Regions from separate parts of the Homo sapiens genome. Here region 1 is linked to region 2. A link is a contact called in ENCODE Hi-C or POLR2A ChIA-PET data. All regions are on one chromosome and are shown on one strand. The core of a region is the stretch at or near the end of the contact, and the rest is flanking DNA. Distances in the headings are between cores, read along the strand shown. Region 1 has its middle 18 kb from the start of MIR4639. Region 2 has its middle 19 kb from the start of MYLIP.

Evidence for each region. A loop is a pair of places that touch in the nucleus more often than their neighbours do. ChIA-PET counts read pairs that join two places held with the same protein, here RNA polymerase II (POLR2A).
Region 1: a map of endothelial cell of hepatic sinusoid shows a loop between it and region 2 (4-fold over the local background). The contact joins two enhancer-like sites. A Hi-C loop is called at or near these places in 2 of 168 maps with a recorded cell type or tissue (aorta and endothelial cell of hepatic sinusoid). POLR2A ChIA-PET finds 5 or more read pairs at or near these places in 5 of 52 experiments (CD4-positive, alpha-beta T cell, HEK293T, MCF 10A and 2 more).

What each region holds. Positions count from the first base shown.
Region 1 is chr6:16,156,886-16,163,182 of GRCh38, reverse strand. It overlaps a transcript of MYLIP not described here and the pseudogene PERPP3. Among named protein-coding and RNA genes, the nearest start is that of MIR4639, 18 kb to the right of the region's middle. Within about 2 kb of position 3,847, at least 2 of the 41 ENCODE cell types and tissues checked have a DNase peak (open chromatin) inside an H3K27ac peak, as active enhancers do.
Region 2 is chr6:16,107,368-16,113,085 of GRCh38, reverse strand. It overlaps the pseudogene MDH1P2. Among named protein-coding and RNA genes, the nearest start is that of MYLIP, 19 kb to the left of the region's middle. Within about 2 kb of position 3,870, at least 7 of the 41 ENCODE cell types and tissues checked have a DNase peak (open chromatin) inside an H3K27ac peak, as active enhancers do.

The sequences.
Region 1 (6,297 bases), core at 2,598-5,097, 50 kb before region 2:
GTGTATTACCTCCCATGGCAGTAGGACAGGAGATGGTAAGGGCTGGGTGGGGTGGCCTGAGGCTCTGGGATCAGTGAGTTCAGCTGCTTAATGTTGTCAGGATGACCTAGATCTTTCCACCTATCAGGTCTGCCATCCTCATCATATGCGCTAGCACCCCTCATCTTCACAAGCTTGCATTAGCAGCTCCATGCATTACATCCTCACACAATGCCAAAAGCCGGAAAAGCAGAGGGCGTGTCATCTTTCTGAATCCCTGCCCTCTAGCTCTTTTTAAAAATTAGAATACCTGGTTACTGGGGAAAAATCATAATGAAAACTGCAATTGCTTATTTCACAACTTACAAAATAATGATTCAATATATAAAATGAATTTCTTTTTTTTTTTTTTTTTTTTAGAGTTGAGGTCACACTGTGTTACCCAGGCTGGTCTAGAACTCCTGGACTCAAGCAATCCTCCCACCTCGGCCCTCCAAAGTGCCGGGATTATAGGCATGAGCCACCATGCCCGGCAGTAAAATGAATTTCATTATATAAGTACAAACAATATAAAAATCCTCTGGATATATCATATATATGCCATTGAGAGAAACTCACATTCCTTAAATCTGCTGCTGCATGTTTTACATTAGACATTTTGGATCTATTTACCAAGGAAGACCACATTTTTAACTATATGTTGGTTTTTGCTTACAGTTGCAATCTATCAGAAGCTGTATTTATATAATTAGAGCCTAGTTAAACCTGAGATGAAAACAAAAGTCAAGCCATTTCTTACTCCTAGGCTGTTGGAATGGTGTTTTTTGTGATAGGAATGGCCCTTCTAATGCTTCACTACACAATCTAATCAAATCTATCATCATGATGAATTAGACCCAGTCCATCTTTCAGTCTGGTCTGCTCTGAGCCTGAACATATAGACATAAAACAGTACGAATTTATTAATATAGCATTTTCCCACATCCTCACCCCATAAACCACTTCAAAAGAGGAAATTTCATTTTCACATTTTACTTCTTAAGGAGGCCTCACTACCACACAGGCCTTGGCCATGAAAGAATACGTTCCTAGGTGATGCCTCAAGTTAATGTGAAGCTTAGCAAAAAATCAATTATTCAGGATAGTAATTACAAATTCTCACAAATATTATGCCTGTAGGAAACTATTTTGCTTCTTTAAATATCTGAAGGCTTGCAAAAATGTTTATCTTCTTGCATTTTTTTGGAATGTTTGGTAACTGACAATTTTTACCAATATCTCCCTTTTCTTAGCCCTTAATAGACAGTCCATTCCATCTAGTAAAAACAAAAATTTGATCAGATTATTAAATCTTGAAAGCCTTCTCATTTTTACTATATAAAGGGGTAAGTTTCATATTCATATTCTTTTACAAATGTGGTATAAATTGTACGGATAATATAAGGAAATATTGTCAAATATAGGTAATGAGTGGTGTTTAACTTCACAAAACGTAAATCAAAAATGAACATGAAACTCTAACAGTATTTAAGAAATATTTTCTCCCAAATTGTGCTAGCATTTTCGACTAGTTTAGTAATATCGACTGCCAAAAAATAGGTTCAAAGCAGCCTGAAGAAAACAGCCTGAGGATTAAAAACGGCTTGATATTTTCATCTCAAGTTTAACTGGGCTCTAATCGTATAGCATGGCTTCTGATGGATTGCAACTAGTTCCTTCCTCCAAATCCATCTTCCCACCAGCAATTTTCCTCCTCTCTCATTCCCCACTTGAGGTGATGTATGTAAGTACTTGGTCTGAGGTTGTCCGGGAGGTCATCTTCGCAGTTTGGGAGGCAGCAGCAGGAGAAGGCACAGCCGATCAGGATAATTGTGGGCACCCATCTGAAGCTGTAGGTCCAGTAATAGATGTGACAGCAGGCTTGGCATGAAGGCTGAAGGTCTGGGTGTATTTCACGGGTGTATTACCAGAAGGATGATTCGGAACACAGCAACCAGAGCGAGAGGCTCTAGTCACTCCTACGAAGACAAGCGCTTGGGATCCATAGAGGGCAAAGAAGCAGAGGATGGAATAGATCTTGAGGGTGATAGAGCCACAGAGGAGCATAGCAGCCGCTCTTCACCATGTCTCCCCCCATGAGACCCTGGTGGCCACACTTGTGGGAGCGTCTCCACTCCGGCGAGGATGTGTGGATGTGGTCACTCGCCTGCAACCAGCCCCTGCCAGCCGGTGTGATGATGATGTCAAAGGCCATGGCGCAGAGCAGGAGCCCCACCAGGCCCTGGTGCATAATCGGCTCGGGTGACAGCAGAGAACCAGGTGAAGCCCCTTTGTAAAGAGAACCTGAGCAGAAGCTTCCAGACCCTCACATCTTATTTAAAAAATGTTTTAAGTTAATTTTTTTTTCTAAGTTTCGCTCTGTTGCCCAGACTGGAGTGCAGTGGCATGATCTCGGTTCAAGGCAACCTCCGCCTCCTGGGTTCAAGCAATTCTCCCACCTCAGCCTCCTGAGTAACTGAGATTTCAGGCACCCGCTACCATGCCTGACTAATTTTTGTATTTTTTGTAGAGACGGGGTTTCACCATGTTGGCCAGGCTGGTCTCAAACTCCTGGCCTCAAGAGATCTGCCTGCCTCAGCCTCCCAAAGTGCTGGGATTACAGGCGTGAGCCATCGCACCCGGCCCAGACCTTCACACCTTAGATTGGCAAGAATCCTATCAAATGCCATTTCCAAACCAATACGTGACAGGAGGAATCGAATTCCCGATTGGTTTAGATTAATCAAGATGTATCCCTATGAGGCTGGGAAGGTTCAGCCTCCCCTAAAGGAGGCTGAATAAAATAAAATCAGGATTTTGTGAGAACAGAAGCAGAGTCAGGGAGAAGAGCTGTTGTGCAGGCAATCAACAGTGTCTGCCATAACCCCCCTCTCTTAATTTGCGCACAGTAATATTCACTCTTTGTGGTATATATGGCTCTAGGGTTTTGACAAATTCATAGAGTTGTGTGACCACCACCACTACAATGAAGACAGAGAAATGTACAGGATGGAAGAGAGTGGATAGGTTTATGCTCAACCAGCATGGATTTACTATTGTGGTAGAAACAAGTAAGAGGGAGGGCAGAGTCATTGTTCTTACACGTTTGTATGAACAAACTTCCAGGAGGGTGAGCAGGCAATGCCTAAATCTAATATAGGGAGCTAGGGACAGCATATTGTCAGGGTTTGAAGAAGGGAGAGGTTCCCACTCTGGAGCTGTGGCCTGCTGTGTCCTTATGACTATTTGTATCTCCCGGGGCCCCTTGCTCAGGTGACCATTCCAGACGCCCATCTCTGGTTGCTGCGTGGTGGTAGCCCCGATGGTTTCTTTCGATCCCCTGGGCTCACATTCCTTGCTTTATTCTGCCCATCCTTCTTGCTGACCCTCAGCTAGTCAGCCTGGGGGTATTCAGGTCTTCTGTCCACATTCAGGACATGTCCCTATTCCAAAGAGGAAGGCTGAGTTTGCAGACAGCCTTATTCCAGGCAGGACTGGCTGGATTCAGGATGGTGTGCTGGGAGCTTGGGTGGCCTTTTGATCATTATTATGGCAGGTGGACGGTGCTGATGAACAGATACTGTCACTGTGTTTGAACACAACAGACTGCTTGGACATAACAAAGAATCTAGTAAAATAAGATAATAATTATAAGAAGGACAGCAAACACAGTTAGCTAACTTTTCCAAACCAAAAAGACCGTCCAGCGAGAGCAGCTTTTGAGCCCTGTTCCACAATACTTACAGTGTTTAGAGTCCCATGAAAGGGCCCAACTGTGGCTAAAACAACAGTCATCTAACTCGAGTTGCTTTCTTCCAGGGAGCTGGCGCCAATGCTTGTCTTTACTGCCCAGGGCCAGGGCTTGTTTGTAGAGTGCCTTTGTGCAAAGTGGAGAAAGTCTCCCCACTCCTCACGATGCTTTATTTCCATCTCTTGGGAAATTGTTATAATATGCTGTAAAATTGTAATAGTCAATATCTAGATCCTTGAGGCATAAACTTTGAATGATGCTTCTTAGGGTTGTACAGGGTGCAACCAGCACAGCTGTAAACATAGCCTCAGGACCCAGTTGTTTTGAGGATGAGAATAAGCCCCATTGTCTCAGAAATGTAGCCAGTCTGGGTCAGTGGTTGGAGGATGCCTGGCAGCCTATTAATGTATTCAGTCAACATTGACGGAGTGGTTACTATATTCTGGGCACAGTGTTAAGTGCTTTACGGCATTATCTCATTTAATCTTCAAAAAATGACCATGAACAGGTATTATCTTTGTTTTGTTTTGTTTTGTTTTGTTTTGAGACGGAGTCTTGCTCTGCCGCCCAGGCTGGAGTGCAGTGGCGCGATCTCGGCTCACTGCAAGCTCCGCCTCCCGGGTTCACGCCACTCTCCTGCCTCAGCCTCCCGAGTAGCTGGGACTACAGGTGCCCGCCACCACGCGCGGCTAATTTTTTGTATTTTTTAGTAGAGACGGGGTTGAACATGTATTATCTTTATTCCTATTTTACAGTTGAGGAAGTCAAAGTTTAGAGAGCTTATTCGACTTGTCCCAATTCACAAGGTTTGTGAAAGAGCTGACCTAGAATCCTGATGGAGATGATGCTGAAGTGACCACTCTGCTTCCTGAATATATGCCTTGAATATACTGTATAGATGTATATATAGTTTTTCACATATATCAATCCTGTTGGTATCGATGGTAATTCTTAGGGATGTTCATATTATCGTATCTCTTTGTTTTCATATATATCTGATGGGTTCCTCAGGAAAAAAATAAAGCAGCAGCTCTGTGATACTTAAGGTGCTGCAGAAGATGATGATGCAAACACATTAAAGTCGCAAATACTGAGAAAAATATCTGTCTTTTCGGACCAAACGACTGAAGACCACACAAGTAACTGCTTCAGCAGTAGAGGTGAATTGCACGGTGCCTCTGCGTCGCTTGCTTCAGTGGCGGGGACGGTGTGCTTTTGCTCAATTAAGAGGATCAGCCCTTCACATTGCAAGCCTGTTGGCAACGATTCAAACCTGACAGCCTGAGCTTTCACAGCGATAATCCGTAGGCTCTTTGGAAAGGTGACACAGCAGCTTCCTCCAGAGCACATGTCAAAGAGGATCCTAGTGGCCAAAGACCATGTTGTTCTTTCTTTTTGGGGTTCTGTAGTCATGGGAGCATGACTTTTGGCCCAATAAAACACTCCTGCTGAAATCCTGCTATCTTGCCTTCTTCTTCAAGGAAGCTGATTAAAGCGAATGAAGAATGAAAAATTTTGCCCAACAGCTTTTTGTTTGGTTTTCTTACATGAAGGATTCTTAATTTAACTGATTTCCTTCCTAATTAGATTTAGCAATTAGGGCTGCCCGTTAACCTGGGAGTTTCCTGTACGAGTCTCAGCCCCCATCACATCTGCCTGGCTTGCAGCCCCACAGCTGTGTAACTGGCAGTTAAATCCATATCTTCTGTTCAAAGCAGAGGAGATGTACATAGCCAAACCCAGGTGGCCGGCTCTTCAATCCAGTCAGATCCAAGAAGCATGTGCAAAGCACTTTGCCAGCCACTCTGGGGTGATGGAGAGATGAGCAAGACAGTCTGGGATCTCTAGGCTCCTATGAGTCATTCATCTATTGAGCCTTTACTATCTGCTAGGCAATGTTCTAGGCATTGGGGATGCAGTAATAAACAAAACATACAAAATTTTTATACTTTCTGGAAGAGGAGACAGACAATAAAAAATACATAAGTAAATGTATAGTAAGCCAGATAGTGATAAATGCTATGAAGGAACTATTGTAATCTAGGCATATGCATGAAACACACATACACACCTCTGATGGTATGTGTTGGTTCAAAGTGCCATGGTATTACAATGGAGGAAGAAATTGATTTTGCATGGAATAATTTGGCAAGTAGTGAGATTTAAGCTGGCCCCTGAAGAATGTTTAGGTCAGGTGAATATTGCTGCTGTGAAGGGAAGCAAGGGAAAAGCGCTCCCTAAGCATCTGAAACATTTCAGCAATGGTCCAGGAGTGAGGAGAGAGGGGGATGCAAAGCACATTCAGGGAGCTGAGTAGCTGATGCCAGCCTCAACAGTGGGTGGGATGGCAGGTGGGACAGGGACCTGAGATGGAAAGTCATGTGGATGTTAAGTGAAGAAAGATTTTTACTGCCAGGCTGAGGAGTATGGGTTGAACTCTGCATGCAGTGGGGAGTTACTGAGTGTTTTGCACAGGGAGTGCCCTGAGCAGATGTGTTTGCAGATGCAAGACTGGCAGAAGAAAGGCT
Region 2 (5,718 bases), core at 2,621-5,120:
CAATTGGGTGTTCTTAATGTTTCCTCAGATTAGATTGAGGTAATACATTTTTGGCAGGAATACCACAAAAGAGATGTTGTATTCTCAGTGCATGATATCAGGAGGCAGGATGTAAATTTATTCCATTATGGGTGATGTTAACTTTGATCACTAAGTTAAGATGCTGTCTACCCAGTTTCCCTGCAGTAAGGGTATTATTCCCCTCTGCATTTCCCCTCACCCCTTGTAACTGATAAGTACTTTGTGGGGAGATACTTTGAGATTATGTAGTATAGATTATATTCCATTCCTCACCAAAACTCTCACCCAGTAGTTTTTAACATCCGTTGATAATTCTTGTCCAAGTCAACCATGACGATGAGGTTTGTCGAGTGGTGACTATCACTTCATTTCTTCTAGATTTTTTGCTGGTGTTCTACTACAGTGAAGAGCTTTTCCTTCTCATTGATTTATTCGTTTATTTATTCATTTATTTACTTATCACTGTATAGACTCATGGATTCTTATGTTATTCAGTGAGCTATAATTTGTTACTGTCATTATTTTGACACTCAAATTGCACAAGATTTGGCCAGTGAGAACCCTTCAAGCTATTTCCTGTGTTCTTTTGACATGGCCCCATCCTTCTTTGAACACTTCTTTACTTTCTGGTTCAAGATGTTTCAGGATCATTTTTTATTTTCTCTTTTCCAACTCTGGAATCAGCCATTTCTCCAAGAACCCCTTGTTCCTTTTAGCGGAGAATAATTGTTGTTTTGTTTTGTTTTTGAGACAGGGTCTCTCACCCTGTTGCCCAGGCTGGACTGCAGCCATGTGAACTCGGCCCACTGCAGCCTCAACCTCCCAGGCTCAAGTGGTTCTACCACCTCAGCCCTCTGAGTGGCCGTGACAACAGGTATGTGCCACCATACCCTGCTAATTGGGAATAATGTTTAGAAACTAATATTTGAGCACTAGGAGTACTCATTGCTACAGGAGTGTCATTGCTTCTAGGCCCTTTCAGCAGAGAGCTAGGATGTGAGTGTGTGTGTGTGTGTGTGTGTGTGCACTCACACATGCAGTTTACAGGAAGGGTTCCCTGAGAACTGAATGCAGACAGAAATAAGTGAGCAGAACGTTTGTTAGGGAGCGCTCTAGGGATGAACTACTATGGAATGCAAGGGAAGGAAGCAGGATTGGGCACAGGGAGAAGATAGGCTGTGATGCGGTCTCCACAAAGACCTCAGTTGACCCCATGGGAGCTCTGATGCTGGATGTTCCTTTAGAGTTCTGAGTTGGGATGAGGGATTCAGGCCTTCATACCCCTGAGTCAATCAGTCATTGAATATGAGCCTCCCCAGGAAGGGTTCATGAAGTCGGGCAAGGTGGCTCTCTTTAGCTAAGGCAATTCCAAAAAGGGCTGGCAGCTGAGACTTGTTAGTCAACAATGTTTCCAGCATTTTTGATAATAAATCCTTCAGTCATGAAAAGACTGGGCAGCAGGGATTACTCATGACTCATCCACACACATGCTTATCTCTATCAATATCTGCCTGCCATCCATCGATCCATCCACCCATCCATCCATGAACCTATCTATCTGTCTTAAAAACCAGGAGTTTGGCCAGGCACGGTGGCTCACACCTGTAATCCCAGCACTTTGGGAGGCTGACGCAGGCGGATCACCTGAGGTCGAGAGTTCGAGACCAGCCTGACCAACATGGAGAAATCCCATCTCTACTAAAAATACAAATATTAGCTGGGCATGGTGGTGCATGCCTGTCATCCCAGCTACTTGGGAGGCTGAGGCAGGAGAATCGCTTGAACCCAGGAGGCGGAGGTTGCAGTGAGACGAGACCATGCCATTGCACTCCAGCGTGGGCAACAAGGAGTGAACCTCCGTCTCAAAATAATAATAATAATAATAATAATAATAATAATAATTACAAATAAGTATTTGTTATTTATTATATTGTGTTAATCTTATTTGAATAACATTTACATATTTGTTATTAATGTATATCTATTATTGCATCATGGGAAGTCATTTTAGCTTAGAAGATTGCAAGTCCAGTGTAGTGGAGGGCTTGAGAGAATACATGCTGGAACCAGACTGAGGATGTGAAACCTTCTCAGATGTGTGGCCCTGAGCAAATCATTTAACCTCTCTGTGCCTCAGTTTCCTCATCTACAAAATAGAAATATCAACTGTACGGTTTTACTAGACTGTTAAGCATCTCAAAGTTAACACATCTAAAATCCAAATTTCCATGCTGGGAGCAGTGGCTCATGCCTGTAATCCTAGCACTTTGGAAGGCTGAGGCGGGAAGATTGCTGGAGCCCAGTAGTTCGAGACCAGCCTGGGCAACATAAGGAGACCTTGTCTCTACAAAAAATACAAAAATTAGCCAGGTGTGGTGGTGCGTGCATGTAGTCCCAGATACTTGGGAGGCTCAGGTGGGAGGATTGCTTGAGTCCAAGTGGTGTTCGAGGCTGCAATAAACCAACATTATGCCACAGCACTCCTCCAGCAGGGTGACAGCATGAGACTCCATCTCTTAAAAAAAAAAATGAAAATCCAAAATCCAATTTCTGTCTTCCCCTTCCCCTTCAAGACTGCTGCTTCCTCAGTTTCCCCAAAGTAAACTGCAACTTCATCAAGTGCTCAGGCTCAAAGCCCTGGAATCATTATCGACTCCCCTCTTTTTCCCCCATCACATATCTAATTCACCCATGAGTCCCAGGTTATTACAATAATCCCCTGACTGTCCTTCCTATTTCTGCTTTTGCCACCCTAGAATGTATTCTCCACCAATAGCCACAGTGATACTTTTAAAAACAAATCTTTTAATGTCACTTCTCTGCTCACAGCCCTCTAATGACTTCCTGCCTCGCTCAGAATAAAAGCCAGAAAGCTGGCAATGGCCCACCTGATCCAGCCCTCTGTACTCTTGAGTCTCATATTCTATCCCTCTGGCCTGTGGCTCCCTGCCCTGCAGCCACACTGGCCTCCTTGCTGTCCCTGAACTGAACATGCTTGCAGCTCAGGGCCTGTAGCACCAGCTGTTCCCTTTGCTTAGAAAGCCTTGTTCCCAGATATTCCTACCCCTTCTCCTACTGATCTTAACTCAAAGCCTTCTATGACTCCCCTGTTTAAAGTGGCAGGCCTCAAATCCAGCATTGCCTACCTCCTTTCCGGCTTTATTTTCCTCCACAGCACTTCTCATCGTCAGGCACATTACACAATTTACTTGTCTATTTCATATGGGCTGTCTCCTTCCTCTCCTCCTCCACCCTCTCACCCCCCAGGCATGTAAAATCCATGGGGCAGGGACTTTTGTTTTGCTCACTGCTATATCCTCAGCTCCTAGAAAAGTGCTCGGTGCATAGGACACCTCAATAATTAATATGTGTCCAGGGCTCCCAAGACCACCTCCAGGTTCAGGGATTTACCAGGGGGACTCACAGGACTCAACATAGAGTCATACCCATGACTAAGATTTATTACAGCAGGAGGATGCCAGGCACAAACAGCAAAGGGAAAAGACGCATGGGGCGAAGTCCAGGGAAGTCAGACACAAGCTTCTAAGGAGGCTTTCCCACCAGAATCACACAGGACACACTTAATTCCTCCAGCAATAAGTTGTGACCTCAGGTCTGAAGTGTTGTTTACTAGGGAAGCTCAATAGAGGATTAGGACTTATGGTTTTTATTTGGGGCTGGTCACTAGGCACCGCTGCCCAGCACATACCCAAATTCCAGACGCCCAGAAGGAAAGAGATTGTTTGGCAGAAACCATATTGTTTGTACAGTTTAGGCACAGTGAGTCCTTCTTATCAGTTCTGGGAATGGTGGGAACCCTCCCCAAGTCCAAATTCCTGGACACCAGCCAAGGGCCAACCTCACAAGCAGGCCTTTCTAAAGATAGCAATCTCAGGCCTGCCATGTTAACTCTGCACAGCGTGTTAAAAAAATTTGTTACTTTTCAGTTGACAAAAATAAAGCATTTTAGAAAACAAGAGCAAGATAAGGTCAATGAAAGAAAATCTTTCATTTTTTTGCACATTGGAATCATGGTGATAAATTTTGATCTTACTTATGCACACACAAACACTGTGCATATTTTTAAAGTAGCTTGGCCTGGTAAGAAGATGTGGATGGAACCTCACACATTTCTTGGATTCTATACATTTTAGGATCTATTTCTGAAGGGAATGAGAAGAAGCAAAATCTAGATGGAACGAGTGTCTATCAGAGAGAGTGGAACCTGTGACTGCCTTTATTGTTTTTTATTTGAATATATATTTTTATTTAGAATGCAGGATTAACGGCATGATAATAAACTGTCACTCACAAGTCTGTACTGAGAAGCAAATAATCTTCAAAACATGTTGTTTTTCACGAGTAATTTACACATAGCAGTATTATTATTTAGTACTAGTGTCAAAGACGACATTTAGATTCTTCAGCTTTAGGGCATTTAGCAACATCAAAATGATTTATAGTCAGACAGAGGAAAGCAATTCTAAAGCAGTTTCTTTTTCTTCCCTGCCAGTTCCTTTGCAGTAAGATCCATCTTCTTACATGAGGAATCATTAATGGAGAGAGCTTCAACAAATTTCCAGGTCTTATTCTTGAATACGACAGAGAATGAGTAGAACGATGACTGGGAATACCATAGGAGTCACTATTAGAGATAACCCCACTGGACACAGACTCTCCCTATGGGGTTCCAAGCCAGATGTCTCTGAGGTGGTTGGAGATGGCTCTTGTAGTGGACATTGTCCTGGATGGTTTTTGAGCCTCGATGACAGCAGCACCATGTTGCTGCACAGCCATGAATTCTCCCTGGGGCCAGCTGTCATGTTTCAGAGCTTCATAAACAACTTCCTTTGCTTGCAATTTCGTCTTGGCTTGGTTGACATCTGGATACTGAGTGAAGGAATGGTTTCCCCAGATATGTAATATTCTTTACATTGTCAGCAGTCACACCAAGTTTAAGAGTAATTTGAACTTGAGTTTGGTTGTGATCCAAACAAGTCAAGCAACTGAAGTTCTCATTGAAGATGGATGGAACCAACTTGGAGGCAGTCAGGCAGTTGATATTGGCTGGGTTTCCCATAACAATAACCTTAACGAACTTCTTGTCATATTTCTCCAAGGCTGCACCCTGCCATTTGATGATTTTTACATTTTCAGTAAATCTTTCCTCTCTTGGCACAGAGCCCAAGAGAATGGCCACATCCAGGTCTTTGAAGGCAACTTCTTTGTTTGTTTGGATGACATCTGTCAGGAGGGGAAGGGCACAGTCTTGCTGTTCCATTAGGACACTGTTCAGGACAACAAGCATGGGGGTGATATCCAATGGCACAAGAATGATAGGCTAGTCTTCACCAAAGACAGATGCATTTCTAATACTGTAGAGCAGTGAATATATGATTTGACCAGCTGCCCTAGTCACAAGGATTGGTATTGATTCAGACATAACGGGGAACTGTGTGACAATTTTAGCACTTGCAAAGTGAGCCTCAGGGAGTCAGGTTACCTCTACTGCACAACTGACTTGTGACAACCTTTAGCACAATATATTTATATTTGGTTTTGGTTTTGCTTTTTGGATACCCAGTGCTCAGAAAAGTAGCTGGCACATACAAAAAGCTGCAAAAATATTTGTACAGCAGGTAAATGATACACTATAAATGCTAAAAATGATTCCATTTCATAGACACATGAGTAAAT